Linked DNA regions of Homo sapiens: region 2 is linked to region 1. A link is an interaction called in ENCODE POLR2A ChIA-PET data of the cell type or tissue named here. Cell type or tissue: endothelial cell of umbilical vein. All regions are shown on one strand.

What was found. Peaks named below come from ENCODE experiments on the same cell type or tissue, not always from the same donor. Only the 100,000 strongest peaks of a DNase experiment are listed, where the experiment ranks them.
Region 2: POLR2A ChIA-PET joins it to region 1 with 8 read pairs; 11 of 35 experiments call an interaction of 5 or more read pairs at or near these places.

Annotation. Positions count from the first base shown.
Region 1 is chrX:49,072,673-49,075,172 of GRCh38, forward strand. It overlaps PRAF2 (PRA1 domain family member 2), which reads right to left and starts at 1,330. Exons shown (of 3, transcript NM_007213.3): 1 at 1,137-1,330. The coding sequence starts at 1,315. WDR45 (WD repeat domain 45) reads right to left here. Exons shown (of 11, transcript NM_001029896.2): 10 at 2,464-2,500; 11 at 1,770-2,240. The coding sequence ends at 2,131. RefSeq lists a silencer at 1,513-1,612. In endothelial cell of umbilical vein, no CTCF peak of the experiment used is centred here; a DNase peak (open chromatin) is centred at 1,409; H3K4me3 peaks cover 1,505 bases; H3K27ac peaks cover 270 bases.
Region 2 is chrX:48,963,515-48,966,014 of GRCh38, forward strand. The region is part of intron 5 of KCND1 (potassium voltage-gated channel subfamily D member 1); the gene reads right to left. Among named protein-coding and RNA genes, the nearest start is that of KCND1, 7.1 kb to the right of the region's middle. In endothelial cell of umbilical vein, no CTCF peak of the experiment used is centred here; no DNase peak of the experiment used is centred here.

The DNA of each region.
Region 1 (2,500 bases):
CTAGCCGGCCGGGCGGAGAGACGGCCTCCGGACCACCACCCACCCTGGGCCCCAAGAGCCAGGGTCTCCCGTCTCCGGACACTCCAGCCTGGCACATCCTCCCACCAGCCCTATCTCCAGCAGGCCCATCTGCCAGGGCTCCCGACTCACCCTTGTAGACCCCTCCTTTCCTCCTTGTCAATTCCACTGTCCTGTCTTCCTCAGGTCCCCGCTTCAGGCCCTCCCATCCTGCTAGACACTCCCCACACCCCCGGGCTCCCAACACTTCCCTGGACTTTCCTTCCGACTCTGCCCCCGTAGGGCCCCTCATCAGCCTGCCCGCAAGCTCCCCCTTTAACACCAGCCCCTGCAAATCCCTCTTTCAGGCCTTCTGTCTTCACACGTTCCCCTCTCCCCAGGCCTAGGGTCCTTATAGAACCGCCCTCCAGGCTCCCATTTCCCTATAGATTCCTCCCTCCATCATTGCTAGGACCTCTTCCAGGTCGTCAGCCCCACTCTGAACTTTCAGCACTGCTCAAGTCCTTCCTCCAGATTCTCCATCCCTCTCTGGTCTCAGGCTTTCCAACCATGGATCCTCCTCCTGGGCCCAAGTTCCCCAACAGGTACCTGCCCCTGGCGCCTTCCAATCATAGCCAGGCTCCCCTCCAAGACCGGATCCCCAATAAATACATCTTCCAAACCCTCCAACTTTACCGTCTATTTCCCGGTCTCTGCCCTAAGTACTCCAGGGTCGGCCTCAATCTGGCCCCATCATTCACATCACACCCCCCCTACGCCCCTCAAGTACTCTCATGTCCCCCTTTCGGGCCCTCCTTTTTTTCCGGTTCACCTTCCAGCCCACTTTCCCCTTCAGTCCCACACTTGTCTCCATCCTCCCCATATCTTCCTTGCAGACCCCCATCCCCCGCAGGCCCTCCTCATCAGCCAGGCTCCATCTCCCTGAGGCCCTCCTTATAACTAGGCTCCACCTCCTTCAAGGCCCCCCTTCCAAGCCCCTCAGGCCGTCCATCTCTACTGACTTCGCCCTTCCCGGCCTTGCACCCCCCTCAGGTTCCCCGTCCTGGTCCTCAAAGACCTGTGGGTCTACCCCCACGCTCTGCAGACGTCCCTGGCCAACCGGCGCCTCCCTCCCTCACCCGGCGAGAGCGAGGCCGATGCCGAAGCAGAGAAGGTAGTTGGTTTGGTAGTAGAGGAGGTTGTTGATGACGCGGTGGCACCATCGCTGCGGGTCGCATGGATCCGGAGCCGCCAGACGCGCCGACCCCAGAACAAAGTCGTCCAGGGCGCGTAGCGGTGGCAGCCGCACCTCCGACATCCTGCCGGTTAATGTGGCTGGACCAGCCAGGAGGGGGCCGGACTACAACAACCGTTACGCCCCTCGCCACCGCGGGGCACACCGGGAAATGGAGTCTGGGCTGGGCAGCTTTTTCCTAACCTCCTAGGTGGATTGCGCAGGGGCGGCGATGCACGTGACCGGAAAAGCAACTAACACGCCGCTCAGGAAAGCAGCAAAGGCTGCCGGGAAATCAAGCCTTTGCCACGAAGCGAGATGCTCCCAACCCTTAAAACTGCCATCCACCCCCGCGCGGGGCGCCGCAGGGGCTGCTCCGGGCGGTGCCAGCGGCTCAAGCACAAAGTAGCCAGACAGATAAGAAAGGAGGGACTGTCACAAGGATCCGAGTTGGATTCCACCTCCTTCCTGTCAGCGCCCAAGAGGGTCACATTTCTCCAGGAAACTCCATGCCCCGCCCCTGAGGTCAAGCCGTAAATGCCATTAAGGGCCTTTTATTCGTATTCATCACATCGGAGATCATCTCTTCCTAGGAAGCTTTTAAAAAATCCCCAGGTTGGATTAGGGCACTCCCTCTGGGTCCCTGGCAATTTCCTCCAGGTTAGGGATCCCAAGGGGTCGCTGCCTTCCTGGGTCTCTGGCCTGGCCCTTGGGGCACACAGTCATCAAGAAGTGCTGGGGGGAAGTGAGCTCTTTATTTAGACATAGCTCTGCTGAGTGGAAAGTGGGCACCAGCCCCATTAATGCTTGCTGGCTGGTGGCTTCCAAGCACGCCCCACTGCCAAGGCTCAGCTCTGCAGTTCTGCCACTGCAGGTCCCTAGCACAGCCCCCAGGGTCCTTAAAAGTCATCATCATCACAGATGTCAAGGTACACGTCGAAAGCCTCTCTGTTGCAGTTTCCATCAGGAGTGAAGACATATTTGTGGAAGGTCCCATCTACGCAGATGGCTGGGGGAGGGGGGGTGGTAAAAGGTCAGAGGCTGCCACAGCCACAGGCTCCAGTCCTCTCAGGCATCTCAGGACCTAGGGTCTGCCTCCAGGCCTTTGCCCAGTGCTGTCCCCCTTACTGATGATGAAGCTGAGCCTCACATGGCCCTAAAATCCTTTCAGGTCCAACCTGCAGGCCTTTGCCCCATGCAGTACCCCCAACCAAGGGGCTGTTCCCACTCACCAATGACAGAGTTGACGTTCTTGGAAGTATTGCGACC
Region 2 (2,500 bases), 110 kb before region 1:
GGCACTGTGCTAAGTACTTAAGTACTTCTCCTGCATCCCCAATTATGGTGGTAAAGAGTGAGGACTCTAGAGTCAGATAGTCCTGGGTTCAAATCCTGGTCCCACTTTAACCACTCCAAACCTCTCTCTTCTCTCATCTGTAGCATGGGACGAACACTATCTCCCACCTCATAGGGTTGCTGTGGAGATTAAATGAGATTAAAAATGATACGAAGTGCTCAGAGCAGTGTCTGGAACACAATGTGCATACATATGAAAATGCTATCTCTCATGGTTACTCCTAACAGTGTCCAAGTCCTTACAAACTGTCCATAGTAGGATCTAAGGTGGGACCCTCGCTCCTTTCTGAGTTTGCCTCTTACCAGTCTCCCCCAGCTCACTCTCCTCCACCCATGATAGCTTCCTTGCTATGTCTCTAATGTGGACCCACATCTGCCTCAAGGCCTTTGCACAGGCTGTTCACTCTGCTTAGAAAGCTCTTCCTCTAGTTATCTGCATGGCCCACTCCTTTGCCTCCTTCAGGTCTTGGCTCAGTTGTCACCTCAGTAAAGCCTTCTCTGACCACACTACTAAAACTGCATCACCAGCCAAGAGTGGTGGCTCACACCTGTAATCCCAGCACTCTGGGAGGCCGAGGCAGGTGGACCACCTGAAGGTCAGGAGTTTGAGGCCAGCCTGGCCAACATGGTAAAACCCCATCTCTACTAAAAATATAAAAAATTGGCTGGGTGTGGTGGCTCATGCCTGTAATCCCAGCACTTTGGGAGGTCAAAGTGGGCAGATCACAAGGTCAAGAGATTGAGACCAGCCTGGCCAACATGGCGAAACCCTGTCTCTACTAAAAATACAAAAATTAGCTGGGCGTGGTGGCGCGCACCTGTAGTCTCAGCTACTTGGGAGGCTAAGGCAGAGAATTGCTTGAACCCGGGAGGCGGAGGTTCCAGTGAGCCAAGATCGCGCCACCGCACTCCAGTCTGGGCGACAGAGCAGGACTCTGTCTCAAAAATAAATAAATAAATAAAAATAAACATAAAAAAATAAAAATATAAAAAACTAGCTGGGTATGGTGGCGGACACCTGTAATCCCAGCCACTTAGGAGGCTGAGGCAGGAGAATCGTCTGAACCCGGGAGGCAGAGGTTGCAGCAGTGAGCCGAGATCACGCCACTGCACTCTAGCCTGGGCAACAAGAGCAAAACTTCGTCTCAAAAAAAAAAAAAAAAAATGCAGCCAGGCGCGGTGGCTCACGCCTGTAATCCCAGCACTTTAGGAGGCCAAGGCAGGTGGATCATGAGGTCAGGAGATCGATACCATCCTGGCCAACATGGTGAAACCCCGTCTCTACTAAAAATACAAAAATTAGCCGGGTATGGTGGCACGTGCCTGTAGTCCCAGCTACTTGGGAGGCTGAGGCAGGAGAATCGCTTGAACCCGGGAGGCGGAGGTTGCAGTGGGCCGAGATCGCGCCACTGCACTGCAGCCTAGCAACAAGACTCCGTCTAAAAAAAAAAAAAAACTGCATCACCACCCTGCTGTATGCTTTTTTTTTTTTTTTTTAGACAGCGTTTCACTCTTGTTGCCCAAGCTGGAGTGCAATGATGTGATCTCAGTTCACTGGAACCTCCACCTCCCGGGTTCAGGCAATTCTCCTGCCTCAGTCTCCCAAGTAGCTGGGATTACAGGTGCGCGCCACCACACCCAGCTAGTTTTTTATATTTTTAATAGAAACAGGGTTTCACCATGTTAGTCAGGCTGGTCTCGAACTCCTGACCTGTTATCCACTCGCCTTGGCCTCCCAAAGTGGTGGGATAATAGGCATGAGCCACTGCGCCCGGCCTGCTCTATGCTTTCTAGCCCCCATCCCTGACTGACTTTTCTCCTTGGTGTTTACAGCTGTTGATATGCTATATAATCTGTGTATTTGTTTATTAACTGTCTTATCCCACTAGAATAGAAGTTCCAGAGGACTGGGATACAGGGGCTTCTGTCTGTTCATTCACTGCCACATCCAAGTTGCCTACAACTGTGCCTGCCACACAGTAGGTGCTCAATAAATATTTGGTGAAAGAATGGATGAAGAGGCCAGGCGAGGTGGCTCATGTCTGTAATTCCAGCACTCTGGGAGGCTGAGGCAGGTGGATCACTTGAGGTCAGGAGTTCGAGACTAGCCTGGGTAACATGGCAAAACCTCATCTCTACTAAAAATACAACAATTAGCTGGGCGTGGTGGTGTGTGCCTGTAATACCAGCTACTTGTGAGGCTGAGGCAGGAGAATCGCTTGAACCCAGGAGGTGGAGGCTGCAGCGAGCTGAGATCCCGCCATTGCACTCCAGCCTGGGTGACAGTGAGACTCCGTCTCAAAAAAAAAAAAAAAAGAATGGATGAAGAATGAGTTCCAGACAAGATAAGCCCAAGCTTCCAGCATGGAGGGGTTTGGGTTCGAGCTTGACTTGCTAGGCCTGGAGTTATGAAATCTCAGAGCTACTGGTCTAAGCTCTGA